Regions from separate parts of the Homo sapiens genome. Here region 2 is linked to region 1. Evidence: read pairs that join two places in POLR2A ChIA-PET (ENCODE). Cell type or tissue: endothelial cell of umbilical vein. All regions are shown on one strand. Each heading gives the region's core, and the rest is flanking DNA. Links, peaks and the distances in the headings are about the cores only.

Region 1 (16,024 bases), core at 5,838-9,837:
TGTGACCAGTCCTCTTTTTAATGAAAGTGTGGGGAACATCAGGGGAACCTATCCAGGGAGGGAAAATGAAGTTGTCATTTTTCAATGTAATTAAACTTGGTTTTCAAAAATCTCCTGATCTGAAATGTGAATTACGCTAATTACTTCTGGTGGCTGCAACATTGATTTCAGTGTTAAAGTTAATGGACTTAATGGACTCTGCTTTTCCCTTAGATGTGGCTTGGGCCTCTTGCCGAAGGTCCTGTTTGCCCACTGCGAGGGGCCTCCTCTGGACCCTCTAAATTCCCTATCACCAGCTTCTGTTGCCCAAGGCACTCATGGGTTGGTTGCCCCAAGTCAGGCCTTGTCTCTGGGCATGAGGCCTCAGGAGAACAATTGCTCTTTCTTCCTTTCAGTGAATGTGGGTCAGACACCAGCCTCACAGAGTTTGGTCCCAGGAGGGGACATAGAGAAGGAAAAGGCAGGTGGCCCCTGTTTCCGGAGGGCAGGTGGCCTGGAGGAGGCCTGATAGGAACCTGTGGAAGACCTCAGGCAGGCAGGGCTGAGGTTTGGAGCCTGAGGCTTTCTCTGCAGTGAAAGCATCCAGTAATGGCTGGTGGGGGTGTGGGAGGGTAGGAGCAAAGAGATGGTGGAGGAGGCCAGGGAGACCTGCTCCCAGAGGAGGGCTGCAGGAGCTGGCCAGGAAGGCAGAAACAGGTGTGGGCAAGGCAGGGAGGTGAGCCCACAGGGTCAAGAGGAGGGCTGGGCATGGCCAGGCTGCAGAGTTCTCTCTGGGCAGCAGTGGGGATGGTAGGGGCCTTGGAGGGCAGGGCAAGCAATATGGATGTGGTCTTGAGTCTTGGCCAGAATGAGATGAAGCCCCGGTGTGACTGTACAACCTGGAAGCTGGAGGCCCTCCCTCTCTCAGGGAAGACTGCTTCCGAGGGCCCTGGGGCAGGCCGGGGTCGTGGGTGCCGCCTCTGCTGGCTGACCTGGCCCCTTTTCTGAGTGCCTAGAGTTCCTCCACCAACATGTCTTCTTAACTGGGAATCGGTGTCCTTTCCTGAAGGCGTCATAGAGGAAGACTTTGGTGTCTTCTGACCAAAGGGTCACAAAGTATGGGACCCTAGCAGTCCTGAGCGCACACCTGCCTCCTTTACAGATGGGACCTGGGTGGTGCCAGATGTTAGCCCCTAGGGGAAGAGGGCAGGCTCCCTCCAGGATGCAGCCACCAAGGACACGGTGACCAGGCAGAGCCGATCACACGTGGGGAAGAACCGGCCAGAGAGCCCTTTGGCAGGAACCTCAGGAACTGAGGCAGGAATGCCAACGAATCCCTGCCCCAATGGGGGTTTTGGCCGCCGAGACACATCCCCACATTGCTGCCAAGAGACCTGGGTCCTGGGGGGCTGACCCTGGAGATTGGGGGTGGGGTGAGGGTTGGGCAGCCTGGAATGGAGGGAAGGGCCCAAGAGAAGGAGGCAGGGCCTCCAGGGGTGGAACACAGATGTCTTGAAGAGCGCTGTGGGAGGCGAGGTGCGGTGGCTCATGCCTGTAATCCCAGCACTTTGGGAGACCAAGACGGGTGGATCATTTGAGATCAGGATTTCAAGACCAGCCTGGCCAACATGTTAAACACCCCATCTCTACTAAAAATACAAAAGGTAGCCAGGCGTGGTGGAGGGTGCCTGTAATCCCAGCTACTCGAGAGGCTGAGGTGGGAGAATCACTTGAACCCGGGAGGCAGAGGTAGCAGTGAGCCAAGATCGCGCCACTGCACTTCAGCCTGAGCGACAGAGTGAGACCTTGTCTCAAAAAAAGAGAGAGAGAGAGAGAGAACAGCAAGAGATGAAGCTGGCCAGGGTCAGAGTGAGAGAGGCCTTGACTCCCGAACAGAGGAGTGTGGACTTGAACCTGTAGAGGGTCCTCCGGGCAGGGGAAGGAAGGACCTGCCTGAGAAGAACACCCTGAGGGCAGAAGGGAGAGTGATGATGAGAAGGCAGCTGCTGGAACCCGTGTTCCTCGCAAGGAGGGCCTGATCTCATTTCTCCACCTCTCCCTCAACCTCCCCCATCTGACTGTTAACCATATTCACCTCACACATTTCTCTCAAATCCTCCCAGTTCTCCCCACCCCTGCCTCTTACCCCGACCCCTCAGTCCAGTCACCTTCATCTCTCTCCTGGGTTACTGCAAAAGCCACTCTCCCGGCCTCAGGGCCGCCCTCTGTATCCCCTCCTCCCAACGCCAGCCTCAATGAGCTTTGGACCAGGAGGTCTGACCTGTCTCTCCTTTTTTAAAAACAGTAGTGACTAACACTCATGTAGTGCTTGCCACAAGCCAGGCACTTGCGGCAAGTGTATGACTCTTGTAGGTGAATGCACTATTTTGAACCTAGCCACAATCCTATGAAGTTGACACTCTTATCAATCCCTGGGTTACATTTGAAAAACAGATCCTGAGAACTTAAGTAATAGTCCAAGGTTACACAGCCAGTAGGTGGCCAAGCGGGGGTTTGAATCCAGACCCCTTCCACTTCCATCCTTGACCTCTTTCCCCCTGCTCTCAACAGTGATGTCAGAAAGAGCCTGATCATGTTTGAGTCCTCACAATCACCTGCAAGGCCCTGTGTAACCTGGTTCCTTTCACTTCTCTACCCTCCTCTCCCACTACTTCCCGCTCCTCTCTCCATAGCAGCTTCATGGCTGTCCCTTGAACATGCCAAACCTCAGGGCCTTTGTACTTCCAATTCCTTCTGCCTGGGATTCTCTTCTGTATGTCCGCTTGCCTTGCTCCTCTGCCTCTTTCAAATCTTGGCTCAAATATTGACTTCCCAAGAAGGTCTCTATTTAAAATGTAAAATTGAAACTCCTGCCCTGAACTCCCTATTTCCCTTCCCTGCTTAATTTTTCACATGGCACTTATCACCTTCTGACATATCATACAATTTGTTTATTGTGGTACTTGTTATCTTTCTCTTCCCGTGGAAGAGAATGGAAACTTTAGGAGGACAAGGATTTTTGTCTGTTTTGTTCATTCAAAGATTCCTTCTGCTCAGAACAGTGCCTGAGACATGGTAGTCACAATAAATATCTTTTGAATGAATGAAAGTATCTTCACACTTCTCTACCTTTGCCCAGGTTGTTCTGCCTCCTTGGAATGCCTTTCCCCACTGGCACATGTGACACTCCAACACACTCTCTCCGTGACCTGTCCAATGGCACTCTGCCGAGAAGCTTTCCCCTAGGATGGTCCCAGCTCAGTGACCTGGTCCTATGCTACCAGCCACACACACGCTCTCTCCCCATGCACTGTGATCCCTGCATTTGACTCATCACCAGTCGAGATGGGGATGTTCTGACTGGGGGCAGGTAGGTGCTCCATTCAATGCTTTCTCTCAGAAGGCACACTCCCTTGTTGCTCTGGAGACAGGAATGAACCAAATCTCATGTAGCAGAGGTACCCAGGGAAGAGAGGACATCAGCTCCCTTTCCCTGCACCTGTGGTTCCAGACTCACCTTCACAGTTCTCTGGGACTTCGCTCCCTTGGCTTCTGCTTCCACTCCCAGGACTGTCAACTCTTCACTTCAAGTCCTGATCTTCAAACCGTGATGCACCCGTCTCAAACCTGTTCCCACCTCCATCAGTCTAGCTCCAATTTAGCTCTGGGCCCAGAGTCCAAGTTCACCGTGTTTAGTTGTGGAGGTTGTATGCTGCACAATTCAAAGAGGTGGCATTGATGTTGTGCTCTGTGTAAATGGCATTCCCTGGTGCCTGTATGATGCAAAATCAGCACAACACTCAGACCTGCTGGGCCCCATCCACAGTGTTTCCTTGGGCAATGTCTCCGTTGAGACAGCAGCAAGGTTTAGACACCAGCCCTGTTCCACTGGTGTCAGAATTTACCTGCCCTGCTGCATACAACCTCACTGAATTGTCTTGAAAAAAAAAAAAAGGAAGATTCTAGGAAGAAGGATCATCTGTTTCTGAGTCCTTCTGCCCCCTTCTGTGGGAGACGCTAAGCCCGCAGGAGAGCATGGGGAAGCAGCCGGGAGCAGCCTCCCCTCTGGACTAGGACTTGAACCATAGCTAACGAGTTTCTGGGCCCTATACACTTGATGGAGAGGCAAGAAGACCCAGTGTGCAGGGTACTTTGGGGATCATCCCTCGACCAGCAAGATATTTTTGATGTAGTATGATCACTCCTCATCATGTGGGTAGGAACATAGTGCCCCCTGGCCACCCCTCACCACCCCACTTCCCAAAACCAGCACTAATTGTACTGGCTCAGCCCCATCTAGTTATCTCGCCGCCATCACTCGAGATAGCCCATCAATTTCCCCATCTTCCTCTTTGGACACAACACAGACTCAGGGCATAATAACCATTATAATCACTTTCATTTTTCCATTTATGAGTATCAACCACATACAAGCAACTTACTAATTCATGTATGAGATGAAGACTGTCACTATCTCCATTTTAAAAATGTACAAATTGAGACTCGTGAGGTGATGTGACTTAGCCCAATTCACAGCAGCAAGTGGCAGAGTTAGAATTTGAACTCAGCTCGTCTGGCACCACATCCTACAGTCTTGGCCACTCTATTTCTGTCTCCAAAGCCTCTGGATGCTGAACAGCTGGTTGAATACACAACTAAACTACCCAACATGCAAGTGCTGCAAGGTGGGGATGTTGCCCTGTGCCCCAAGTTACAGCCCAGGCAAAGCGTGACCTGCAGTAGGGTGGATTGGGTGAGGGTTATTCCTATGCATATTTGAGGGTCTAAGGAAGAGAACATGGAAGCCTGGGCCTCTCTTCTCCCCAGAAGCAAATGCCTGAGTGAATTTCTCATTGAGCTGAAGTCAGGCCAAATCTGCTTCCACACAGGTGTTAGGTTATTCTCCCTGTTGGCTGGAAATTCGATTGCGGTTGATTTAAAATCCCGACACCTGTGTCCATCACCCGAGCCTCTACCATGATTACTGTCCCTATAAAGTTCCTAATCCCTGTACTTACACAGCGTCCTTACCCTCTGACAGGCCAGATCTATGTGAGCAGGGAGATTTGGTTATTATGTAGAAGAGTTATAAGAAATATGACTGCAAAAGCCAAGTCAGTTGAAATTGGACTATAATTAAATGCTTAGAAAATTCTATGCTTGGCTCATTTTAAAATCAAGTGCTTCTTTGTAGCAATTTCCTTTCTTTAATTACAATTTCCTGTCTAGTTTGACATTTACAATGCAATCTTGGGGGACATGTTTGTGATTTATTATTCCTGCTCCTATCAGGATATCACTGTGCAGAAATGAGTTTATAAAATAAGAGCTCAAATTATTATGGCCTTTGACCAATAAAGCAGGCTCATAATTTCAGGCCTGAGAGAAGATTACCATTTTTGACAACCCAAGGCAGAAATACTGGAGAGGGGGAGGGCACAGTTTGGGAAATTCACTCCATGTTCAAAAACACCGCATTGTCTCCTGAGGGAAGGCCAGCTTTGGAAGCAGAACATATTAATAACCCCTCAAATTTATACGAGGCTTTGCAGCTTTGAAGAACTTTCACTGTCATCGATTACCTCATCTTTGGAGGTAGACAGGTAGGTGCCTTCATCCCCCTCTTACAGATGATGAAACTGAAGCCCAGAGAAGTTAAGTGACTCGCTGAAGGTCACAAAGCCTGAAAACAGCGGTCTTTGAAACAACACTCAGGTCCAATCCAGTGAGTCCTTTCCCCACAATTTAATAGCTGTCCCTCAAGGCTTGAGAAGTGTCCTGAGACATGAAAGATGCCTTCAGTGCATCTCTGGGCAGGGAGCCCCTCTGCTTCCCACAGCAGGAGCTCTGACCAACCCCCAGAGCAGCACGTGTCCCGTGACTCACATATGTGCAGCCAACAGAGGCCACGGGGGCTGCTGGCCCCAGCTCATGAAAGAGGTGCCATAATTTCCTTTTATCTGTTTCCTTTCCTCTTGAGGCTTTATCTAGAAATTTGGGAGTATTGTGTACTCTTGGCCCGCAACATGCTCTTTTACCCCTGGGCTGCAAAGTGAGACTCCAAGCCCAGCACAGGAGGGTCTACCTCTGTGTGCACATGTGGATGTACAATCGCTCAGCTGCGTGTGTGCCTGGATATCCACAAATGTTTGGAGGTGCTGTGTTGGCACCTGTGCACATATTCAGGGCATACGTGTGGTAAGTATAGGTAGATATGTGGGTGCTGGTATAGAAGTGTGCATTATCACCCCCATCCATTCTTCCTAATCTAAAGAAGAGAAGGCCAAAGTGGACAACACACCAAGTAACTTTGGTAGGCCAGGCACGGTGGCTCATGCCTGTAATCCCAGCACTTTGGGAGGCCGAGGGGGGCAAATCACTTGAGGCCAGGAGTTCGAGACCAGCCTGGCCAACATGGTGAAACCCTGTCTCTACAAAAAATACAAAAATTAGCTGGGTGTGGTGGCAGGCATCTGTAATCCCAGCTACTCAGAAGGCTGAGGCAGGAGAATCACTTGAACCCAGGAGGCAGAGGTTGCAGTCAGCCAAGATCGCACCGCTATACAAAAGCCTGGGCAACAGAGTGAGACTCCATCTCAAAAAAAGAGAAAAAAAGTAACTTTGGTGCACTAAATGCGCCAGAATCATGAAAGACTGTTTCAGTAGCCTGGGAAGACCTTGAAGGGAATAAGGGGAGAAGGAAATTGGGTCTCCTGGGGGTTGTCTGTGGACCCTTCATCCTTTTATTTCCTAGAATGTGCTGTGGTAAAGGTGCCAATCCACCTGGTCCCCAGCTGAGGGTGGACGGTGACTTCTGTTGAGGTGGAGCTCACCCACTGGCCCTTCGCTGAGGCCACAAAGTCTCTGGGGGTGTGAGCCTCCCCAGTCCCACCTTCCAGATGCCAGTTGGCTATGCCCTCTGGTCAGGAAGGGGGTGATGCCCTTGTGATGATCACAAGGGGATCACAGGAGCTAGGGCAGGTCTGGGGAGTCCAGGTGTGGGTACAGTGAATTGGCGGCACCTCTGGGACATCCAAGGGGAGGTGTCCAGGGAGAGGTTGTGTGTGTAGATCTGGGAGCTGGGAGAAGGTCTATGCTGGGCTGTGGTTTCTGGCCCTCTGCCCTGCCCCCTTAACACCTGTTCTGTGATTTTCAGCTTTAATGTCCCTCCCCAGGTATGATGGTGGCTGTGCAGCCAGGATCAGAACAGATCAGGGCACTGGAGCCAAGGCCACCACGGAAGCAGTGGGTGTTACAGCGCCGGGACCAAGGTGGCCCCAGCAGCTGGTTGAAGGCGCGCTTGTGGAGCTGCTGGCTGAGTTTCCTTCATGAACAAGGCTTCTGGGCCCAGAACAGGGGTTTCTGGGGTGCCCTCTCCTGCTCCTCCTCTTGGGGAGGAGTGGAAATTGGGCTTCCTCTTTGTCTCACTTGAAAGGAGCCATTATGGGAGGTAAATCTCCATTGCTGGCTTTTGGCCTCAGATTAAGTCTGTCCAGAGACTCGTTTGTTGCCTGTGAAAATCTCTTTATTACTTCAAAACAATTTTAAGGCAGAGTGCATTAAGATTTCTGAAGAATGAGAAAGAAGCATATCCCCACACCGGGATGCTGGTTATGAAGTTCAAATGGATGGGGCAAGGCAATCCTCTTACAGATGGGGGAGAGGCTCAGGCCCACCCATCAGAGTCTAGAGGAAGTGCCTAACTGAAAAGCAAAGCAGCTCTCCTAAAGGCCACCGCCTGGGCTGGCCTTGCCAGGGCAGCTAGGCACTCACTTCCTTCCCCTGCACATATGCACCCACATTCATGAATGCATGCACACGCACAAATGCACTGCCCCTTCCTGTCGACAGCTACTTCCTTGAATCATCATATTGGCCAGGGAGGCAGCCTGGGTGGCTATTTGATCCCAATTGTTCAAAGGAGAAAATCAAAGCTCAGACAGGGAAAGCAACTCTTCCAAGGTCGACCAGGACCAGAACTGACATCTTCGCCTTCCAAGATCAGGACTTTCTCTCTAGAACTCCCCGGACCAATAAGCAGTCCTGAGGCTCCTCCTTGGTTCCTGACTCCATGAACAAGGCCAACCTGGGCCCAGGTGGGCCTGAGACTGTGAGGCCTCCGACCCCACCCCGCTCAAAGAGACAAAGGAGTAGAGCCCATGTGAATGCTGCCACCCTAACTCCATCCCATCCTTCTCCTGCAAGGGCCCTCTCAAGTCCCAGGACCAAGCAGGGAGAAAGGCAGGAGGAGATGAACCCATAGAGATCCATCCATCCATGCATCCATCCTTCCATCCACCCAGCAGGGTCAGCTATGTGGGTTGCGGCAGAGAGTAAGGAAACCACAGTTCTGCCCTCAAGTTGCTCGTGGACCTGAGAAGATATAGTCATTGCAAACCAGTGTGTTAAGTGTTGTGACAGGAAAAGCACAGGAAACCAAGGGAGCACAGAGTCACTTATCCAGCTAGGGGTGAAGGCCTCCTGAGCCTTAGCAAGTGTGAAGGAGCCAGCCACATGAGAAGACGGGAGGGCGCTTGAATGGAGAAAGGAGATTGGACGATGTGTGGCCAGGTGCTTTCAATATGTTTGGTTGAGGAGGTCAAGGGGGAGGGAGGCTGGGGCCCAAGGACTGCCTCTGTTGGGTGCCCTCAGAGTTTAGGAAACCTTGGTGTGGCCTCATCCAAAGCCCACTAACCTTGATTCCACTGCATATCCAATGTAATTCCACCATTGCACATTCATCAATGTACTTAAAATATAACTATCTCTGGGAGGAATACTCCAAAGACATGTGTTGCACTTTACACTAAATGCTTTGGGGATATCATCTCCCTTAGAGGTAATGAAGTAGGTACAAATTGCTCTGTATTACTTTGGATTCAGGCAATGACATGTTTTCTTATTTGTCTAACACAGATTAAATCTGGCACTGGCCAAGCTCACCAAGATGGCAGGAGATTCAATACCAGTCATTTGTAGGGGGCTCTCTCTCTCTCCTCCTTTTAATTTTACAGAAACTTAGGGGTTACACATCCCACAAAACTAAAGAGGACTTCATTCCTAGATATAGCTGCGTTTGCTCCTGATCTAGGCCATTTAAAGGCAGGTGGCTCTCCTGGGACCTGCTCCCATGGGATTGGAGCCTGGTTCTCAGCCTTCCACTGCTCCTCCACTGGAGCTAGAAGCACTATCTCTAGGCTGTCCTGGGGCTTGAAGACAGATCCTGTGGAATAGACCACTTGAGGGACCTCCCGTCTGAAGCTCATAATTTGGTCTAGAGGCCTGGGGATCCCCTTTGGCCATCCAAGGTCTTGGGTTGTGGACAAGCCTGGCACCATGCACCCTCCTTGTTGGCCCACCAAGGAGGGCCTGGTAGCCTGCCGTCTCATTGCTCTCCTGCCAAAGGCCTGACCAGCCTCTTGATCCCCCGCAAGCTGACCTAGCTCTGTGACAATTCAGAAATTGTGCATTCAGTGGGAAGATTAGGCCTGATTAAGAAATTTGCACTAATGAACTGTGCTTAATTGGATTTGGGGAAGGACACAAAATGGGCTGCTTGACATTCCAGGGTCCTCAGCAAAGTCCTGGGGCCTCCCTGTATCCTCCCCACAAAGCTAGCCATACCCCCAGCCCCTCTGCCCCCAGTGCCCCAGCCTTCGGCCTCTCAGCCTAGTAACAGAGAAGTTATCTGCCTAATCAGACTAATTAGCACTGGGGACACAAAGTCATAATCTACAAAGAATGCAAATGCCAGTTTTACAAAATGAAAACGCCATATGTGCAGTAATTAGCAAACCACGGGCACATTTTATAAATCATATTTATTAGTTTGTAAACAAATCAAGCTCTAAATGAAGTGAAAGATGCCATTAACTGAGATAGCAGCAGTGGTAGTGCTGAGCAGGCCTGGAAATGGGAGACTGGGGGTACAGGGTAGAAGGTGGCCCCAGAGCCCTGCCTGGGAGCCCACCAATCTCCTGTAACCTCCCCCCGACCAAGAACCCTGGTGTGGGTGGCAGGGGTCTGTGTCTTGGCTCTCCAGGATCTATGGCCCACTTGCTCTGCCACCAGAGCTCCTGCCCACCTGCTCAGCATCCCATGACTCTGGGCTGGTTATTCAAACCAGGGCTTAAACAAGTGCTTGTTCCTATGTGAAGACAAGATGGCACCTGAGCTCTGAGCTCAGCTCCAGGCCCCTCTTGCCTTTGTTTTGGAACCCCTGGCCTCTTTGTCTACTTACATATCTCTGAGGCTTGAGGAAAAGAAAATATCTCAATTGAAGGACCTTTATTTACTGACCATGCCTACTGCTCTGCTTCTCAGCCTCTGTTGTCCTTGGAGAAAAGCTAGGGGAAGGGGGCATTTCCAGGTTGATTCTCTCCTGTGGTGCACTCATGTATTCGCCTATCAATCTGGCTGAGCTCCGGCTGTGCACTCAGCCCTCCTCAGGCACTCAAAGTGTTGACATGCAAATATAAAGGTAAGTCTTAGCTTTCCAGGAGCTCCAGACTAGGAGAAGGGCTCTGGGCATTGACTGTGGCCTCCATGAGTGTGTTCTGCTCAGCACATGATCCTATCTCCTATCTTTGGTGAACTATTCCTCCTTTCCTTTGGAAACACCTTTCTGCCCCATGTGGCCATGATGAGGTTATCAGCCCAGGTGCCCTGGCACCTCCTCCACAACAAGGTAAGCACTCAGCCCAAGATGAATTAGTCTTTCCACTGCACACCCTGGACCCGGTGACACAAATTAGGCCCATCACTTTCCTGATCCACATTTTCTGAATAGAGATAAGGGAATTGTCAACTTTAGGATGGTATAGTTGGTTCACACTTTGATCATCTGGTCTGATCTATACAAGAAACAATGACAGTAAATTATATAAAGAGAACACCAAAGTTCATAGCCATGTTCAAAAATAAGATTAATATCTCCATGAACCAGAAATGGAATAGAAATTTAAAATGATAAATGGAACCAAGGCCATAATTTTGCTGGGCTCTGGGTCTAGCATCAAACAATGAGGTCGACAGTCCAATCCCAATAGGTTAGAGGGGACAGGGGTGCTCCTAAAGGGTGGGAGGAGTAAAGATGCAACTTTGTGGTCAGGAACGAAGGCTAGCTGCCTGCTGACTCTGTGACTGTGACTATAAGCATGACACCCCACACTACATCCAAGGGAAAGGAATGGTAAGCTACTATATAAGACCTGGTTCGGGATGGGAACAGGTGAAAACAGAGAGGGGAGAGAGAAGAAGAAAGGAGAAGGAAAAGACAAAGGAGGAAGAAGGAAAAAGAAAGGGAGAAAATCCTCACTTAAAATGAGCCTACAAAATCAATATTCCAAGTATATATAAAGGGATTTATTGCAAAGAAAAAAATCAACAATCCAAACAGAAATTCACTCTAGATAAAATTAATATGACTGAAGAGTCTGACAGTGACATTGGGCATGTTTAATTGGTCAAAGAGATAAAGGTAAAAGACTCATTAAAAGAAAACAAGAAAGTTACAAAATAAAAACAGGCATAAATATCAAGTGTTATGAAAAAGAATCAATTGAAAATCTGGGAGAGGAAAGTTACAATTATTGAAATTAAACGTTCAATAGAGGAAATAAATTCCAGACTGGGCACACTTAAAGAGAGAAACAGAATTGAATTGAAAACTACTATTGGAGAAATTCACCAAAATTGCATCACAAAGAGACAGAGTTATACACACATACATACACACACACACACACACACACACACACACACGCATGCAACTGAAAAACATGGAAGCTAGATTGAAGAGCGCCAACAAGCATCTAATAAAAGTTTCATAAGAAGCAAATGAAAGAAATAGTAGAGAAGCAATATATAAAGAGATAATTGTCAAGAATTATTGAAAATTGAATCAAGATGTAAGTTTTCATATTCAAAATTATACTCTGTAGTGGGTGAGACAACTTCAAATAGATCCACATCTAGAAACATTATAGTGCAACTTCAGAACTTCAAGAATTTAAAAAGGCCATTTAAAAAGCTACCAGAAGGAAGAGACAGGTCACAGAAAAAAAAAAAAAAAAAGACCAATAACAGGGTTGTCTTCACCAACAGTAGATGCCAGAAGAAAACGAAATAATATCTTCAAGGTGCTGAGGAAAAATAACAATCAATCTAGAATTTTATACCCTGCTAATCTGTTATCCAAAAGTGCAAGCAAAATAAAAGCCCTTATAGACATGAAAAGACTAAGTGAATACACCCCCATTGACCTTCATTAACATAAAGATGTCCCTGTAGTAAAAAGTAGACACAAAGGAAAAGCAAATGGATTGCAAGAAACCATGGAGGACCACAGGAAATGATAAAAAAACAAGTTGGTAAATTCAATTAAATCTTGACTATAAAAATAATACCTATATTTTATATGCTTAAAAGAAGATAACTTTTTTTTTTTTTAAAAGAAACTAACTTCTTTAGTGTAAACTAAACCTCTAAACAAAGATAATGAAATGGATGGGGATGTCCAATATAGCACCACATGAAAACAAGAAAAGGAAATCTCCAGGATCAGAAAAACAGTGTATTTATTACTCAGATGGCAATCAAGAAGGATGCTGTAGGATCCCATGCTGCTGGTGGTGGTGGTAAGAGAATTCAAACACAGATATATGGCATAGCGGCTGCTGGCTTGGTATTTAACACCCAAGCAGGGACTGGAGATTTAGCCTCTTGCCCATGAAAGACACAGAGCTGGAACTAAGTCTTTTGTATGTGGCTGGAAGCACTGAAGGCTGTCATCTATTTTCTTTAAAAAAAAAAAAAAAAATGGAAATAGAAAAACTAAACCCACAAGCTCAGGAGGCAACAGGAAAGTGTATTGTATGTCTGCAGCAATGAATGGGGAAAAAGTCCATGAGAGGCCAGGTGTGGTGGCTCACACCTGTAATCCCAGCACTTTGGGAGGCTGAGGTGGGTGGATCACCTGAGGTCGAGAGTTCAAGACCAGCCTGACCAATATGGAGAAACCCTATCTCCACCAAAAAAAACCCCAAAATAGCCAGGTGTGGTGGTGCTTGCCTGTAATCCCAACTACTCAAGAGGCTGAGGCAGGAGAATCACTTGAACCTGGGAGGCGGAGGTTTCAGTGAACTGAGATTGCGCCATTGCACTCCAGCCTGGGCAACAAGAGCGAAACTCCATCTCAAAAATAAATAAATAGATAGTCCATGAGAAATGGAAACCTTGGGAATGGGACAGAAGCAGGTATAAAATTCGAATGTATACTACCTGTGTGAAAGGGTCCACAAGCTGAGAGAATAAGAATTGGTCGGCTGAGGCAGGAGAATGGCGTGAACCCGGGAAGCGGAGCTTGCAGTGAGCCGAGATTGCGCCACTGCAGTCCGCAGTCCGGCCTGGGCGACAGAGCGAGACTCCGTCTCAAAAAAAAAAAAAAAAAAAGAATTGGTCTAGGGAACCCAGCAACAGCAATCATGAAACTGCTCAGAAGGAATATTTTGACAACTATAGCACGTGGGACTCTAATAAAAGCACAACCCCTGCTAAAAACAAGCTCAATAAAAATTTACAAATGACACAAGGAAATAAGACACCACAAGGAAGAATCAGCAGAAATAAGATGGTTCAAATATTTCTGACACTAGTTTCAAAAGAAGAGAAAAGAAAGAATGGGAGAAGGCATATTAGAAGAGAAAATGCCTAAGAATTTTCCGTAACTGAAGAAAGAGTTGAGTCTTCAAATTGATTAAATCCCTTAAATCATGAGAGGGATAAAGAAAACAAATTCATACTACACACATTATGAGAAAACTTCAAAACATCAAATAAAAGACAAAAGCAACTAGGGGCAGCAGAATGCCAAAAAAGCAAAACAGTTGGGCTGGCAGCAGACTTCTCAGCAACAAAATTGATTCCAGAAGACAGTGGAATAACATCCATGAAGTACCAAAAGAAAATAACAGGTAATTTATAATTTATTTGAAGAAAAGGCAAGATAAACATGAGAAAAATCCAGAGAGTTTACTATTCAAAGTTCTCTGTAAATTAAAAGATAAGGGGTGTACCTTACTAAGAAGGAAATTGAAACCAAAAGGAATGATGAACAAATAAATTAGAAAACACATTTCATTAATCTAAATAAGCATTGACTACAAAAAAGACATTTTTTGAAAGAGTTAAAAGCAGTGTAAAGCAGAAATATTTAATTTATTAATTTATTAATTTATTTTGAATTTATTATTATTTTTTTGAGATGGAGTCTCACTCTGTTGCCCAGGCTGGAGTGCAATGGTGCAGTCTCAGTTCACTGCAACCTCTGGCTCCCATATTCAAGCAATTCTGTTGTCTCAGCCTTCCAAGTAACTGGGATTAGAGGTGCATGCCACCATGCCCAGCTAATTTTTGTATTTTTAGTAGAGACGGGTTTCACCATATTGGTCAGGCTGGTCTTGAACTCCTGACCTCACGTGATCCACCCACCTTGGCCTCCCAAAGTGCTGGAATTACAGGAGTGAGCCACCTCACCCAGCCTAGAATATTTTATAATGATAGCAAGAAGATGGGAAGGAGGATTGGAGTTAAAACATTTAAAGATCTTTGTATTATAGGAGGCGAATAAAGATATTGATTAAATTTAGACTTTTAAAAAGGTTGTAACACCCAAAGCTGTAGAGAGAAGAAAAAAGGTAATAAAAAAACCCAATAAATCCAATTGAATGTAGGAAAGGGGAAGAAACAGAAAAATACATGGTAAAAATTTTAAAAGGTGGTATTAAAAACTCCAATTTTATCAGTAATCACAATAAATTTAAATGACTTAGACCCATTTGTTCGGAGATATTCCCAGATAAGATTTTTAAAATCCAGTTATAAGTTGTTTATAACTGACCTAATAGTTAAAACATAATTATACAAAAAGCTTAAAAGTAGAAGGATAGGGAAAGATCATAAATACTAATAATCAAAGGAAATGAGATATAGTGACATTAATAGCAACCAGAAGAGATGTCATGGTTTTAAAAAACTTGAGATTTAAAGAGGGTGACTGTTCACTGACAAGAAGAACAATTGAATAGAAATCTATAGTGAAGCTGAACCTGATTGCTCATAATACTATAACCTCCTTAAAGATGACAGGATTATCAGGGAAAATTGACAGAGGATATTAAGCAAAATACATAGCAAAATTGACAGACTTGTGGGAGAAACTGACAAACCTACATTTGTAATGAGAAATTTTAACACTCCTTTTCCAGAAATTGATGAAACAGATAAAATTATTAACATTTGTTTGATGTCCATATATAAAATCTTGTTTCCAATAATTAAAGAGTACACTTCGTTTTCAAGTGGAACATTTAAAAACTTGCCAGGCGCGGTGGCTCATGCCTGTAATCCCAGCACTTTGGGAGGCTGAGGTGGGCGGATCACCTGAGGTCGGGAGTTTGAGACCAGCCTGGGCAACATGGAGAAGCCTGGTCTCTATTAAAAATACAAAATTAGTTGAGAATGGTGGTGCATGCCTCTAATCCCAGCTACTCCGGAGGCTGAGGCAGGAGAATCGCTTGAACCCAGGAGGTGGAGGTTGCAGTGAGCCGAGATGGCGCCACTGCACTCCAGCCTGGGCAACAAGAGCAAGACTCTGTCTAAAAAAAAAAAAAAAAATTAGATGGCCATGGTGGCAGGGGCCTGTAATCCTAGTTACTTGGGAGGCTGAGGCAGGAGAATCTCTCGAACACGGGAGACAGAGGTTGCAATGAGCCAAGATCGTGCCACTGTACTCCAGTCTGGGCGACAGAGTGAGACTCCATCTCAAAATAAATAGATAAATAAATAAATAAAAACTGACTATATAATAGGACACAAAGGAAGCGTTAACAGATAATAAAAATTTGATATATTAGTGACAGATTCTATGACTTCAGTGCAATAAAGTTATAAAACAATTTAAAAAATTGGGTCCAAAGCACCTCACTTATTTTCTTTATTGTAGTGAACTATATAATATGTATAAAAGAATATGTTAATACACAGA
Region 2 (16,024 bases), core at 5,525-9,524, 540 kb after region 1:
CCCTTGACAACTCACAGGGAATGTTGGGGTACAGAGGAAGGAGAGAAGAGGTGGAATTAATACCCTCCCAACTCCTAAAGTATCTTCCCGCCTGTTCCTCCCTGCTTTCACCCACTCTGGTGGGGGAAAGAGCCCCCATCACAGGCTCCAATCCACCTATTCTCTGAGGCTGAGCCTGAGCCCATCAGAACAGCATGCAGACAGCTCTATTTAGCTCCATTCTTCATGTTCTGATCCGCCCGTGTGATAGCAACAGCTGCTCACAGTGCCTGACAGTAGTGGGAAGATAAAAGGAAGAAAGAGACACATAAGAAAGAAAAGCCAAGACCAGTAGTCATCTTCTAATATATATTTCATACCTGGGCCCTGGAGGGAAATCTGCTTCAAATTAAGCCCCATCTGTTCTCAAGCCCCCAAAGAGGCAGAGCACCCATGAGAAGGGCTCTATACCCTGCCAGGGCACAGACACCAGTGAAGATTGGCAGCTGCAAAGAAGGATGGCATCCTTGAGGAAGCCAACAAACTGGGAGGTGGAGCCCCTGGCTGACCAGCCCATTCTTAGACTCAGAGCCTCTGCCCCACAACACATGACCCCAAGACCTCCCTGATAGGTAAGAATCACATAAGTATGTAATGGGTGTAAAATGGGGAGGATTGTCAGGAGATCGGCCCAATTCCCAGAGGAAAGCATTCCTGGCCATCACACCCAAGGTACTCAGCAATGCAAGCATAACCTAGCATGCCTAAACCCACCTTCCCCACTACTCCTGGCTTCTGGCCACTCGGGAGCAAATACACCTCTGCAAAAGTCCCAGCTTTTGTGCTCCCCACAGCCAGCCCCCACCATCGTCTCTCCAGATCTTCTCCTGTTTATAAGATGCATTCACTCCTAATCTCCACTTCCAGACACACACACACACCCTTGGGTAGACACAGGGCAATAAGCCTACCTCTCAGGCTCAACTTCTGGGCTGCACACAGTGGGGTGGCTTGCTCCCGTAATCCCAGCACGTTGGGAGGCTGAGGCAAGAGGACTGTTTGAGCCCAGGAGTTCAAGAGCAGCCCGAGCAACACAGCAAGACCCTGTCTCCATAAAAAAAAGATGGAAAAATTAAATTCTGTAGGATTCACTCCCTAAATAATTAAAAATTTAAACTTAAATTTTAAAAAACCAGGCTTAACTTCTACCCAGTGTGTGTTCATGCTCCCTTGGGCCCTTTCTGCTTGCAGGAGCTGATGATGCTGGGTGCACTCTGAAAGATTTTAAACCTGGTAAGGATGGTAATGCCTTCAGGGGCCAGAGGATGCCTTCACAAACCATTCAGAGTGTCAACAGAGCCAGACTGGGGAGACGTCCAGTTATACCAAGACCAAGAGGCAGATTCTCTCATCTGCCTCTAAGCTCCTTCCTCACAAAAGGTATCTGCCACACCCATCTCCAGTGCCAAAGATGGATCACAGCCGACTGAGCCGACTGTCTCTCCTCCTACCCCTCACCCCCGCCTTCCAGAGTGACAGCGAGACAGGAAAGCAAGTTGGAAAATTTTTAAAAGAACCAACACCTCGGCCAGGCACAGTGGCTCACGCCTGTAATCCCAGCACTATTGGAAGCCGAGGTGGGCGGATCACAAGGTCAAGAGATCAAGACCATCCTGGCCAACACGGTGAAACCCCGTCTCTAGTACAAAATACAAAAATTAGCTGGGCATGGTGGTGCACACTTGTAGTCCCAGCTACTCGGGAGGTTGAGGCAGGAGAATTGCTTGGACCGGGGAGGCGGAGGTTGCTGTGGGCCGAGATTGTGCCATTGCACTCCAGCCTGGCAACAGAGCGAGACTCTGTCTCCAAAAAAAAAAAAAAAAAAAAGAACCAACACCTCATCACAATCCATGAAAAGCTAGCTCCTGGCTCTAGGACTGCAAGAAAAGGGAATTCCACCTTCAAACTCCTGGTTACCTTCCATGGCTGGTCTCAGTGGAACTAGCATTCCTCCTCACAGAGGCATGAGGCAGCCACACCCCACACAGCCCCAGAGCCCAGAGGCAGAGTTGGGCAGAAAGGAATGCAGATAGTTTCCCAGAAGTGTCTGGCCGAGAAGGAAACCAAGAGCTTACCCACAGCTTCCTGGGCCCTGACTGGGAGGCACTGGGTTCTCACAACAAGGATTCTGGCAATTCAGGGATGGTGAGGCCCTTGTATGTGAAAGCCCACAGGAGGCGAGGACACAGTGGTGGGAAGAGGCCCTGACAGAACAAGCCTGGGCTGGCCCCAGACGGCTTCCAGTAAGCAGCGGCTGCACTTGAATGTCAGCAAGGGTCTTAGGGAGACCCGAAGCAATCCAGTCACAGGGGAGCCCAAGGCAGGCACGCAGATGTGAGGTCGGATCCTCTTAGCATAGGCTTTGGCGTCACCTGCTTTCCAGGAAGCAGGCTTCATTTTCTAACACATCTTGAGGGAGGAGGGCAAACCGGAGGGGAAGCCCAACATCTGACAGGCCAGCAAAGCTGGTGAGCAGATGGGCTCTAATGCCTCCCAGCTTGATTCTCTCAGTCATGCTTCAGAGGTCATAAGGCTTTTTTTAGTCCTACTGTTAGTACCACAGCTCCCAGAAGCCTGTGCTTCCTCCAAATTATGACCCTGTAAGGCTCTGTTCTAGGATAAGCACAGGAGAAGGAGCAGAACACAGAAAGAGTTATTAAAGATGCCTTCCTGTTATATACTAAGTGTCCACGTGAAGGATATCAAAATAAAATAATAAAATAATTTTAATTTAAAAGTGGATTACATCATTAACTGTTTCCTTTGCAAGGAAAGGGCAATTCCTAATACAGATTCCATAAAATCCAGATGACACTTCCCCTTCTCATATACGACCTGGACTCTGAAAACCTTAATCAGTTGCTAGCATTAATACAAAATACACACAGAGACACATATAGACACACGTCTGTTCTTCAAAGCTTTGTTCGGGAAGCCAAAGATACAAGAACCCTTCCAACTTCATGTCCCTATGGGGATAACAGGAGGCACAGAGTTAAATATGGTTTTTCCCAAGCAAAGACCTTGGCTGCGAATAGGATTAAGGGTGGCTCTGGACACCCCCACATGCAGGAAGAAGGCTAAGCACCTGGAATCTCCCCTTCCTCCACAGCACCAGTAAATGAACTGATGTCATCTCTCTGGTAGCCAAACATGTCTGTCTCCCAGCCCCTAGGATTTCACCCATCCTTACCTCAAAATTGCATAATAAGGGTCTGCAGCTGGTTAGTTCAGTTACTCACAGCCTGGTGCCAGTGAAGCAAAGGTAAAAAGTTGGCTACTTAGAGCCATTAGTTTCACCTTACCCTGTGGCCACAGATTTTAACTGTTTAAACCTAGATCAAAATGCATGCTGCTTTTTTCAGAGAGACAAGACCAAAGATGAACTCAAAAAGAGCATCCCTGGGCACCACAGAAAGAAGGACAAAGATAAAATCAGCTGTGACTGTACTTCTTTGGAACGGGATGACACATGCTGATCCCCAAGCAAGAACATCTGGATAAGCTTTCCCACCCTCACAGGAAATTTTCAGTCACCTGGAACCTAGTACAGTTTGGAAAGTCATTCTATTTTCCTGAACTGTTCATTCCACAAGGAGATGCTGCAGTTTACACACAGTGCACTGGGACATCTTCAGTTTTCATAGATTAGCAGCATATGCGTCCTACAGGAAAGGTCTGTAGCTTTAAATTAGACGCTTTCCATCCTAAGACCTGATACAGCATTGCAACAAGAATGTATTATTTCCTTGTCAAAAATCAGAGGAGATAACTCCACTAACCCCACTAAACAGTAAGTTTAAAGAATGCGATCCTGTCATAATTACATCATGATTTTCAAAGTGGGAGAATTTCATTGGGTTTTAAGCTCAAGTTTTTCCCAGTGTGACACACAGTGCGAAAAAGAAAAGAGCTTAGGCAAAGTTAGGCATGGCACATTCCAGCTCCTCTAGCCGAGACTGAAGAAAACAGACCTAGCTTTCCTGACCTGCTCCCGGAAGCCCTTGGAAGCACTTTTCTTCCTCTTCATGCAATGGGAACAGAGTCAGTCTCTTCTAGAGCAACTTCACCAGCAGGGGCCAGAGGGTGAACAGACTGTGTTTTCACTAAAAGCTCCTTTTTCAGGCAGTCGCCCTTTATAGGTTGAAGACAGTTTTCCACAGAAACAACACCAGACATGGTAGCCAGATGCGCAGACAAGCTCATTAATGAACAACATGGCTGAAATACTGTTTATACATAATAAAGACACAAAACAATACCTCTGTAAATACTAGCAATAAAACAAAATGTAAGAGGAATAAAATTATATCATTTTTGGCCAGGCACGGTGGCTCACACCTGTAATCTCATCACTTTGGGAGGCCAAGGTGGGCGGATCAATTGAGCCCAGGAATTCAAGACCAGCCTGGGCAACATGGCAAAACCTATCTCTACAAAAATACAAAAATTAGCCGGGCATGGCGGTGTGTGCCTGTGGTCCCAGCTACTCGGGAGGCTGAAGTGGGAGAATTGCTTGAGCCCAGAGGGTGGAGGCTGCAGTGAGCTGAGATCGCGCCACCACACTCTAGCCTGGGCAACACAGCAAGACTCTGTCTCCAAACAAACAAATAAATAATAATTTTTACGTGTTTCAAATTGTGGTCCTGGAAGAAGGGCAGGTTAATTAAAAGATGGATATCTGGGGGGAATCTTTAAAAGCATTCTCAAGAACAATAGTGATGGCACTGATACTTCAAACCGTCTACTTTCATTCCCAAATGTCTGACTGTCCTTTCAGAAGTATTCTTGGTTTCACACTTTACCAGCTATGATCAAAGCTAGCTTTTATCCCACAGGCAAAAAGGAAAGGGGATAAGGAGGGTTTTTTGGGAGGCAATTAAGCAAAATCATAAGGACAGAAAGAGAAGGAAAGATGGGGATTAAAGAGGATGTGAGTAGGATCTGAAGAACACTTACCTGAGGGAGACCTAAATTACCTGTGATTGGTGAGAGATATAGAAGCCAGCTGGTTCATGACTACTGAGAATCGGAGTGCCAGGGAGGACGCACTGGATATTATGTGACAGATACCAGTTGGATCACCTGCCTAGGACAACTTAAGATCAAAGAATGGGGGAAAATACCAAATGCCAGACACAGGCTCACAACTCTTATCCAGCCCCAGATCAAACTATTACTTCAACCAGACATCGTTGGCATTCGCAAGGAACACGTCTACAGAGCCTACGGGGAATGCTCACTGCCTGTTCTCCTGAGCTGGCTGGCTGAGTACCGATCTATCTAAAGAAAATAAACTACCCCAGAGTTCTATGTCACCTAGCTCTAACAGTCTCAGGAAAGTAGGAGGCATCCTCATCGGGGATGTAGGTCACAGTGGAGTTAGGGCTTATGGAATACATAAAAACATGGTGAATATAGGGCCGGGGATGGTGACTCATGCCTGTAATCCCAGCACTTTGGGAGGCCGAGGTTGGTGGATCAGGAGGTCAGAATTTGGAGACCAGCCTGGCTAACACAGTGAAACCCCGTCTCTACTAAAAATACAAAAAAAAAAAAAAAATTGCAAAATAACAGAGAAGTCCTACTTGAAAGTATACAGAATCAATTATGGAGCTCTTCTGCCCAGAAATATTCTACTTAGCTCCACAACTTTCTCTAGCAAGTTTCAGCAGCCTGAGAGCCTCCCAGGGTTGGGCACAGCAACAGTGAGCATGGGTCCTCATCCTCATCACTAACCCTGCAAAGACAAGCATCCTTCTGTACTTCTTTTTTTTTTTTTTTTTTTTTTTTCTGAGACGGAGTCTTGCTCTGTCGCCCAGGCTGGAGTGCAGTGGTGCAATCTCAGCTCACTGCAACCTCCGCCTGCCAGGTTCAAACGATTCTCCTGTCTCAGCCTCCCAAGTAGCTGTGATTACAGGCATTCGCCACCATACCCGGCTAATTTTTGTATTTTTAGTTGAGATGAAGTTTCACCATGTTGGCCAGCCTGGTCTCAAACTCCTGACCTCATGATCCACCCGCCTCAGCCTCCCAAAGTGCTGGATTATAGGTGTGACCCACCGCGCCCGGCTACTTTGTTGTTTTTGAGACAGGGTCTCACTCTGTCACCCAGGCTGGAGTGCAGTGGCACGATCTCAGCTCACTGCAGTCTCGACCTCCCTGGGCTCAGGTGGTCCTCCCACTTCAGCCTCCCGAGTGGATGGGACTACAGGCACACACCACCACACCTGGCTAATTTTCGTATTTCTTATAGAGCTGGGGTTTCACCATGTTGCCCAGACTGGTCTGGAACTCCTGGGATCAAGTGATCTGTCTGTCTTAGCCTCCCGAAGTGCTGGGATTACAGGCGTGGGCCACCATGCCCGGCCCTCAGTACTTCTTTAGGAGAATTTCTGCCCGACAAAGGACCACAGAACAGCAAAATACTTTGGAGATTGTCTTTGTCCAACTCATTCTGTACTGGAAGAAGCCAATGCAAATCTTTAACTGGAACAAAAAAAAAAGTCTAAACTATGCAAGATCTGATTAAATCTCAGTCATTTCAGAAGGGTACAGGGATAAGGAAGAAATGTAGCTCTGTCTGAGTAAGTGTATTTGGGGAGGAGGGATGGGGATTACATAGGCAGAAGTTAAACCATTTTGTTTCTTCTTCAAAGGCCTGCCTCTCAGGAACACCAAGAGGACACCTACTCAGTTGTTTCCCTTTATTTTTCTTTTTGAGATGGAGTCTCGCTCTGTTGTCCAGGCTGGAGTGCAGTGGCACGACCTGGGCTCACCACAACCTCCACCTCCCAGGTTCAAGTGATTCTCCTGCCTCAGCCTCCTGAGTAGCTGGGAATACAGGCGCCCGCCACCATGCCCGGCTAATTTTTGTATTTTTAGTAGAGATGGGGTGTCATTCTGTTGGCCAGGCTGGTCTCGAACTCCTGACCTTGTGATCTGCCCACCTCAGCCTCCGAAAGTGCTGGGATTACAGGCGTGAGTCACCACATCCAGCCGTTTCCCTTTATTTCTTAGTTCTTGATGATAGGGTCCCCCAAATACCCTCCCCTTCCTTGCTGGAACCAAATCATACCACCCTCAGGGTACAAGAATTTGAACATAGCCATGAACAGAACCAACAATCAATAAATGTAGAGCTTGGACATGTTAGCAAACATCGAAGGTCTCTGGAAGCTACAACTTCCAAGGACCAATCTCCGCATGATGGAGAAATCAAAGCCAGGTGAAGATCTGGGCTGAGTTTCAAATATTCCTGAGTTTATGAAGGAGGTGGAAGGTGGGAAGAAGAATTCTGGAACTGAACCCGCAGAAGGCTAAGCCTCCCACATCCCAAGGGTGACAGCAAACACGTGTGGACCCACAGCAAGCCGAGGCATGGACAGGCAGTTATCTCCTTAAGTTATCCTCGTCAGAGAATTTCCATCAGTTTTTCTTACCACGTTTTATACTTTTTCAAAGTGACTACATATATTACTTTTATCTGTTTGGAGTCATCTGAGTTCCCTTCCAGTTCCACTAAGGATGCTCACACTAATGGTTCTCTGCCTCTTGCCTGTCTAGTCTTTCCTGGATCTCCCAGGCTTACTCTTTAGATTCCTATCTCATACCCACAGAGTCCTGTCTTCTTCACCATGAAATAAGTTCCCCTCTAACAAAAGGAAATTCAGACATACAAATGTGCCTTGCGCAAGATCCCACCACAAACTAGTAACACTGCAGGGATTAGAATCCAATTCTCCGAACTCACGTCCACCGCTCCTTCCAACTGACCACAACACCTCCGTTATAGGAGAAACATCTGCCCTACAGCACCACGACCAAGAATCAAAACAGTTTACTGCATGTCTTTTTAAGCAAAACAACACAGCCAGAATGTTTGGCAGGGACTAACTAAATATTTCCTCTGTGACCTATGCCAGAGAGGAAAACTGTGGGAGTTGGGTAGGCACAGCACAGAGGGAAATCGAAGAGACCACTGCAAAGGCCAGCAGATGGGTGACAAAAGAGGAAAAATGCAATCCTAAACTGAGGACAAGCTGGGAACAAAGGAATCCGAGTTTTAAAAGTGGTTGAGATCTAAAGATAGGATTGTAGGTCTAAATGGGAATGTTATCTAAGAGGGAAAGCATTTACGGAAAACTTAGGAGGACTATCTTCATGACCTTGGGGCGGGAAAGGAATTCTTAAAGGACACAAAAAGTGCTCACCAACACAAAGCTTGATCAAAAGGATATGGAGCTAAAATCTCAGAGCAACATAGAAGCAATGACCATTCTTAGGCCTACAACACAGATGTATGCTGAAGCAACATAACACAGGAATCCAAGCCTACTCCCAGCACCAAGGTCTGAACTGAAACCTGGCTTAGAAAAAAAGCCCAAAGGCAAAACATTAACTTTCCAGTGAAGAAAAAAGGAGGAAGAGAGAAAGAGAATGGATACTAATTTGGCCTAACAGAAGCTAGAATAAAGCTTGCAACATGATAAGGTACACAGGAATCTATGAGAATGAGATGGAAGCCCTGGGAAACCAGGAGCATCATCAGTGGAATCAGAAGGAAATTCAAGGGACCCGAACAAGGATCTTTGCCGGGGGAACTGAAGAAGTCACTGTATGGAACTAGATCCACTGATTTAAAAAACAAAAGGTAAAAACCTACCTGAATTATCCAAGAAAGAAACTCTCCAAAGGGTGTGAAATCTGTGAAAAGAGTGGAAAGGTTGTTACCACCAAGTAAAATTCACTTACACTTTCCAATAACCTTTAAGAAAGGGCTTCAAATAGGATCCCTTAATTGTATTAGAGGCTCTGATATTGACACTGTTCAACTGAACAAGAAAGGTGGGCGGGGAGTTCCACAGAAGAGCAAAGGGGTCTGAGGCCAGCTTTCTACCCATGCTCAGGGCAACAGGCTTTCCCTCACTTCTGAGGTGACCACACCAGCAAACTGGGCCACCAGTGGTCCCCCTCCCCAGTGACCCCTCCTGTCCTCTCACAAGCATTACATACAGAGTGGGGAAGAGGGAAGGAAAAAACCTGGAGCTCTTAACCTCAAAGGGTTTCCATTCTACTCAAAGTGCCAGGACACACATTCCTAAGGTCCAGAACCCTTGCATCAACACCTCAGCTCAAGAAGCACCCAGGAGCAGACCAGACTCTGGGTTGGGAACACTGTTTTGTTAGGAAGGAGTGCTGATAACTACAGCAGAGACAGGAGAATGAGAAAAGGACTAAGAGAACCCAGGGGAAGGGAATTTCAGGAGACAGATGAATTGCTTCCTGATTATGAACTGATCCACTTACTGGACAGTCTATGAGACAAGGAGTTAAGCTAAGGGGAGTTTTGGGGTTTTTTTTCAAGGCAGCTCTTCCCCAGGTGGAAAAATTGAGAGCACAGACAAAAGGAAGGAGTGACCTCCCTGGAAGCAGGGAAATCCCCCGCCCAATGCCTCATTTGTAATCAAGGGCAGCGAGAATGAGACTAATGTAAACAGGCCAGGGAAGCCAGCATGCCCTTCTCCAGAGAGGCCAACACACACACTTCCCCCAGCACAGCCCCTGGAAAGGCAGAAGTAGGTATTCTCTTGGACAAAAGAGAGGGGACTTGGGGAGTTCCCAAGGTGCTTTCAGGCTTTTCTGTTCCCAGGCACTCAGCATTCACCAAAATTCCAGGGCACCAAGACCACAAAAAAGGTGAAGCTAAGATTCTGCTGCTTGGAGGAAAATGCAGTTTGCAAAAAGACCCCACAAGAAAGGCTCAGAAGAAAATAATAGGGCTGAACGGCAGGACCACTCCCACATCTGAGCACCTAGGCCTGAGTCGGGCAAGCTTCCCACACCCCTCCCAGCACCAACGCAATGAACAGCTGCCCTGGAGAAAACAATGGGGCCTTTGTCTGTGCCTTCTCCTGTAGATCTCTTTTTGGAGAACCAAACAGGATAATTCCTTTACAAGAGGGGCTCTCCTAAATATCAGTCCCGGCCAAGATGAAAGTTTTTACCATCCACAGCATCCCTCTCAAGTAAGACTCCTACCCGTTCCATATTGGGCAGGAAGGGTGCTGTGCAGTATCCAGCCCCACCCCACATAGGAAGCACTGGCAGACAGGTCCTTGCAGCCCCTTCCTGCAGCCCTCACCAGTCACACACAGGAGCTGCTACTCCTGCTTTCTTCCTGGCCTGGCCACGGAACTGAAAGCCTAAGAACTGTTCTCACTCCCCTTTTGCCATCCACCAGAATATTCCATATTGAGTGAAATTACAATGCTTGTTGATACTGTTTTCATCAAAATCTGTCAAAATGGACTCCCAACAGTAACTGTGATTTTAAAAGAAAAAGGCATGAAACAAGCTGGACAGTCAAACTTCTCTTAATGTTGCACTACTAAATAAAAATTCCCAAACTGACAAATATCAAGAAACTTACGCTGTCATTTTCCATGATTCAAACATCTTAAATCTAACCTAACTATATAATAGACAAGTGGAAGGTTCTTTCTTTGCTGTCTTATTAGCCCATTTTCTTGACTTGTTTTTAATTTATTTATTATTTTGATTTGCAAATGTCTCTTCTTATATGTTGTGAAGATGATAATAGATTTGAGGTTTTTGTTTTTAGTCCCTTTGCCTAAAAAAAAAATTTAAAATTTTTCCTATATTGGTCCAAATTAAGAAACAAACAAACAAACAAACAAAACGTGTGTTTTTGTGAAGCCAGGTGCCTCACGCCTGTAATCCCAGCACTCTGGGAGACCAAGCTTGGAGGATCGCTTGAGCTCAGGAGTTCGAGACCAGCCTGAGCAGCATAGTGGGACCTCATCTCTACAAAAAAAATCTAAATATTTAAAAAACTATCCAGGCATGGTGGCACACACCTGTATTCCCAGCTACTCAGGAGGCTGAGGCAGGAGGATTGCTTGAGCCTGGGCGGTCGAGGCTGCAGTGAGTTATGACTGTACCACTGCACTCCAGCCTAGGTGACAGAGTAAGGCCATGTCTCAAAATAAAAGAAAAACGTGTTTTGTAAAATCCCATATGCCACATTTCTCCCATTTTCCTTCATTGGGTAACTGGTAGCAGATGAATTCAGGACCCACTTCTTCCGAACCACCACCATGGACTACATGACATGGCACAAAATTCCCTTTCCATGAAACGGAAACAGTCTGAGCAACTCCTGATGTCTCTCTCCTCGATTCCTCTATTCTAACCATCATTCTTCCTCTCCCCAAACACCTCCAGATCAAGGGTACTTGGGTTTTCAGGCCAGTTAGCTGGATACCATGAGTTCCCCAGTTCAATCCAGAGTATCCCCCATTCTCCACGATTTCAGCACAAGGCGGCATCACAAAGTAGTAGAAAGAAATCTGCAATCAAATGAACCAAAGTTCAAATCCTGGATCTTCAGTGATTTACATAATTTCTCTGAGTCATGATTTCCTCCTCTCTGAGACAATCCGTTCACGAAAGTATCAAGTTGTGAACGGCACATAGTAGGTCCCCGGTGCTGACTCATTACTTCCTTGACAGGTTTCTCTCCTGTCCTCCCAAAAAAGATAGGCTTTTTAGAGACTTTTTTAAAAACAGGGAGCTGGAAATACTGATATTAAGAAGACATTGTTCCACAAGGAATCAAAGTCGTGCAGTGTCCCTTACCTTGCTGTGCTGGTCACATTCCGATGACTGCCCTCAATTTCTTTCCAGCCTCTCTTAGGAAAGGCCCAGAACATCTATTTAATGGTATAAACCTCCATTTCTCCCTCTCAAGAGTCTGGAGTTATGAATTATTAGGTGGCTCAGGGTTCTCTAAGGGTAAGGCTTTCAGTGTCATCCTGGAAAATATTAAAATGTGGAAAAACCACTCATCCCACCACCTCGTGTTTCTGTGTGGTATCGACTCGACCCTTTATGGTTTCCTTTTGGAGTGCATTCAATCTGCCCTGCGCAAACACCACATCAGGTCTCTATCACTGTGCTAAACAAATGTTCCAAATGGGAAAAAAATTGTCATAAATATTTTTTGGGACTGCTCACAGTCTTATTTCACTGCACTTATTTCAAGTCTTTCACTTATTTAAAGTCTTATTTCACTTATTTCATGATGGAGACATCATGAAAGACAAAGAATTCCCTGTAATTCCCTGTACCAGAAAAGTGTCACACGTGCTACCTTTCCTGAGACCAAAGAGTTTATACAGTTAAATTCTTTACAGTAAGGGTGATTTCGTAAATGCATACATTCAGTTTGATTTAATGTTTAGGACTCTGTAAAGGCTTCTCATGTAAGCAAATTCAAAAATCAGGACAAAAATCCTGTACTGGCCTAAGGATCTCAAATTTTGGCTCCAAAATTAGAGTTGCTCTTCTTTTCTCTCTTTTTTTTTTGAAATGCAGTCTCACTCTGTCACCCAGGCTGGAGTGCAGTGGCGCGATCTCGGCTCACTGCAACATCCGCCTCCCGGGTTCAAGCAATTCTCCTGCCTCAGCCTCCTGAGGGGCTGGGATTACAGGCAAGTGCCACCACGCCTGGCTAATTTTTGTATTTTTTGTAGAGACGGGGTTTCACCATGTTGGTCTCGAACTCCTGACCTCAGGTGATTCGCCCACCTCGGCCTCCCAAAGTGCAGGGATTACAGGCGCGAGCCACCGTGCCCGGCCGGAGTCACTCGTCTTAATAACAAGCTAAAGGCCCTAATTGAGCATGTGGCCAATGTGGAACCTTAGGCTGCAGCACTAAGCCCAATCAGCCCATTGCTACTAAGTACAAAACCTGCAAGAGGAACAGACTCTCAGTGGGCCTCAATTTCTTCCTCTAGCAGAATGTAAATAAGAATCTCTGCATTTGTAAAAATGTCCAGAAGATTACTAAGATGGAAAACAGTCACTGGGAAGGAAGCACCCCTTCAGGGGTCATTCTTGGCCTCACTTGCTCATGCCTGGCCCTTGGCAACAGCTACCTCCACAGATCTCCAGCCCCACCACCGCCTCTCCTTTCCAAGCCCTCCTCTCATACGGAATACACAAATCCTGTCACAAATAATACGCTGTCTGGCTGCCGTAAATCACCATCCTGCTCATGCCACCCCTGTGCTTTCCCCCAAGGTTGATCCTGATATTCTCTACCTCCAGACCCTTTGCACACACCACTCCCTCTTCCCAGAATGGCTTCCCTCCTCTGTTTGCTAAGCCAACTCCAACAGTCCCTCAAGATGCCGCTCCCACGGCACCTCCTTTGGTTGCTTTCTCTGGCCATGGGCTTCCCTTGCATCTTCTCCTCAACATTCTTTGCTTTCCTCTGGTCAAACATCTGTATCATACTCCATTGTAAATGTCTGTTTATCTTATGTGCCCTAAAAGAATGTTATATTACCCTCCTTACATTTAATATTTAAATTTTTGCATCACAACCAGTAGTAAAGACGTACTTTCTGCCATATTCTAAATATTGGCATTTTATAAATATTTACAGGCCTGGCACAGTGGTGCATGCCTGTAATCCCAGCACTTGAGGAGGCTGAGGTGGGAGAATGGCTTGAGCTCAGGAGTTCAAGACCAGCCTAGGCAACATAGTGAAACCTCAGCTCCACAAAAAAATCGAAAAGTTAGCCAAGTGTGGTGGTGCATGCCTACAGTCCCAGCTACTTGGGAGGCTAGGTGGGAGGATGGCTTGAGCCCGGGAGATCGAGGCTGCAGTGAGCCATGATTGCACCACTGTATTCCAGCCTGGGTGACAGAGCAGAACTCTGTCTCGACAAAAATGTTTTATTAAAAATAAATAAATATTTACATTTTTAAATTAAATACAACATTACTCTCTTAAATGAATCTAAATGATCCAATGGACTCTAAATGCCATAGTGGATCATCTATTTAAAAGAACATACATTTTATACTATGCCTTTTTGTTAACTCTTACTTCCTTTTATTTCGTTTTCAGAATTTTATCCTAATATTTATGCTTCAAAATCTTTTACTGATCAACCTATACTTCTCTGCAATATATATATTAGTATTATACATATATACATATAAATGCATAAATTTTTAAATTCTGCTATGATTATAACCTCAATTTTTTATTCTATTTATTTTATTTTTTTTTAGAGACAGGGTCTTGCTGTATCACCCAAGCTGGAGTGCAGTGGCATAATCATAGCTCACTGCAGCCTCAAACTCCTGAGCTCAAGCAATCCTCCTGCTTCAGCCTCCCAAGCAGCTAGAACTACAGATGCCCACCACATTGCTCAGCTAATTCTTTCTATTTTTTATTTTTGTAGGAACAGAGTCTTGCTTTGTTGCCCAGGCTGGTTTCGAATTACTGGCCTCAAGTGATCCTCCTGCCTCGGCTTTCCAAAGTGTTCAGATTACAGGTGTGAGCCACCACATCCAGGCTATAACTTGTAAATGTTAAAAAAAAAATTCTTCTTCTGGATTGGGTTTTCATTATCTTTATTGTTTGAATATGCAAATGATCAAAACATAATTGGTTTAGAAATTGGTACTATTATTAAACATAAAAAGTAAAATTTTATTCAAAATGCATTAATTTTTCATTTTTATAGTGGTAAGCACCAAGAAACCTTGTTCACATAAATAACTAAACAGAAGTGACAGTCTACAGCCATACTACCCTGAATGTGCCATCTCGTCTGATCTCAAAAGCTAAGCAGGGTCAGGCCCCGTTAGTACTTGAATGGGAGAAGTAAAATAAATTTTGCTATAGCAATATCAGTATCTTTAGAATCACAAGTCAAAATCATGTCATGACCTATAATCAAAAATTATTTTTAATTATCTACCAACTGACAATGCCTTCAATTTTGTTGAAAGCAAGAATTGGAAACCATCTGACTTAGAAAAGGATTTGCTACTCACAGTCATTCACTTTCCTAATAATAGTCCTAATTGTTCCTTTGCTTGTTAATCTGGAGGCTTTCACACATCAGGCACACAAACAGCAAGACTCCAGATTAATAATGACTATGTCTTCCTTTTGTAAAGTGGGAGAAGAGTGATTGAGAAAGGAAACACCTTGAGTGCAACTGAATTCTCAGACAGATCAGCCTTTGGAAAGGGGACATAGAAAGTCAAGGATCTAGAAAATATACCCTGTCTGAAGACTACTAGCTTATCTGCCTCTCCCACCAAAACAGTGGCATTATCAAAATTAACATTAAATTATGTTTATTCGTGGATAATTACTGTTATATTTTAACAGAAAGAGACTGAAGACAGCCTAAATGTGCTCAATAAAGGTCTGATTAAATAAATTACAGAGTGTCTAGAAACCAAAAATACACGGTTTCTCTTCAGGACTGAATCAAGTCCCTTCAGAATCAGGGCCCACACTTTATTCCCACAGCCTCAGCTCCTACAAGCCCTTCGAAGGTCCTCATGTGCATCATTCCCCACTGCAAGTAATGGTTTCTAGATGGGAAACCATGGTCCACAGAGCAACACAGACAGGGACGTGCCAGAGGACATAAGGACAGTAAGACCTAAAGTGTACTGCTGAGGCTTGTTATGAACACTCATGGAATTGCAACCTGGAAGCCTATGTCTGGGGAAAGGGAGAGGGGACAGTGTCTATGCTAAGAGAACAAGTAGCAAGGAGCCAGAAGAAGGCTGAGTGTGGTATGAAGGAATAAATACTCAAGAAGCTGGTAAGGCTGGTGACATTGGAAGGAAGATCCCCCAACAGGCTGCTGGCCCTAGAGGTCAGGGCGCTATCTATCCTTGGAAGAAGACAAGTGGAGGACAGTATCATCCGAACCAAAGCAGCGCCCAGGCTGAAGGGCCCACTGGGCAGACACTCCAAGAGAAGGCTCATGGTCATCACAATGGGGAGGAGGGGAGAAGAGGAGTGAGCCAAGACGCGGCTGCTTGCGGACAGGGCAGAACCTACAGATGGGAACAAATGAACCTGGTTTCATAAAACAGCTTCCCTCCTCTGTGCCCCAGAGTAGTCCTCCCAGTTAAA

Evidence for each region. ChIA-PET counts read pairs that join two places held together with the same protein. Peaks named below come from ENCODE experiments on the same cell type or tissue, not always from the same donor. Only the 100,000 strongest peaks of a DNase experiment are listed, where the experiment ranks them.
Region 2: POLR2A ChIA-PET joins it to region 1 with 5 read pairs; 2 of 35 experiments call an interaction of 5 or more read pairs at or near these places.

What each region holds. Positions count from the first base shown.
Region 1 is chr11:8,291,220-8,307,243 of GRCh38, forward strand. No RefSeq gene overlaps it. Among named protein-coding and RNA genes, the nearest start is that of LMO1, 35 kb to the left of the region's middle. In endothelial cell of umbilical vein, for the core only: no CTCF peak of the experiment used is centred there; no DNase peak of the experiment used is centred there.
Region 2 is chr11:8,830,606-8,846,629 of GRCh38, forward strand. It overlaps a transcript of DENND2B not described here and the pseudogene RNA5SP330. Among named protein-coding and RNA genes, the nearest start is that of DENND2B, 28 kb to the left of the region's middle. RefSeq lists enhancers at 1,235-2,036, 1,986-2,305, 2,037-2,837. In endothelial cell of umbilical vein, for the core only: no CTCF peak of the experiment used is centred there; a DNase peak (open chromatin) is centred at 7,916; H3K27ac peaks cover 355 bases.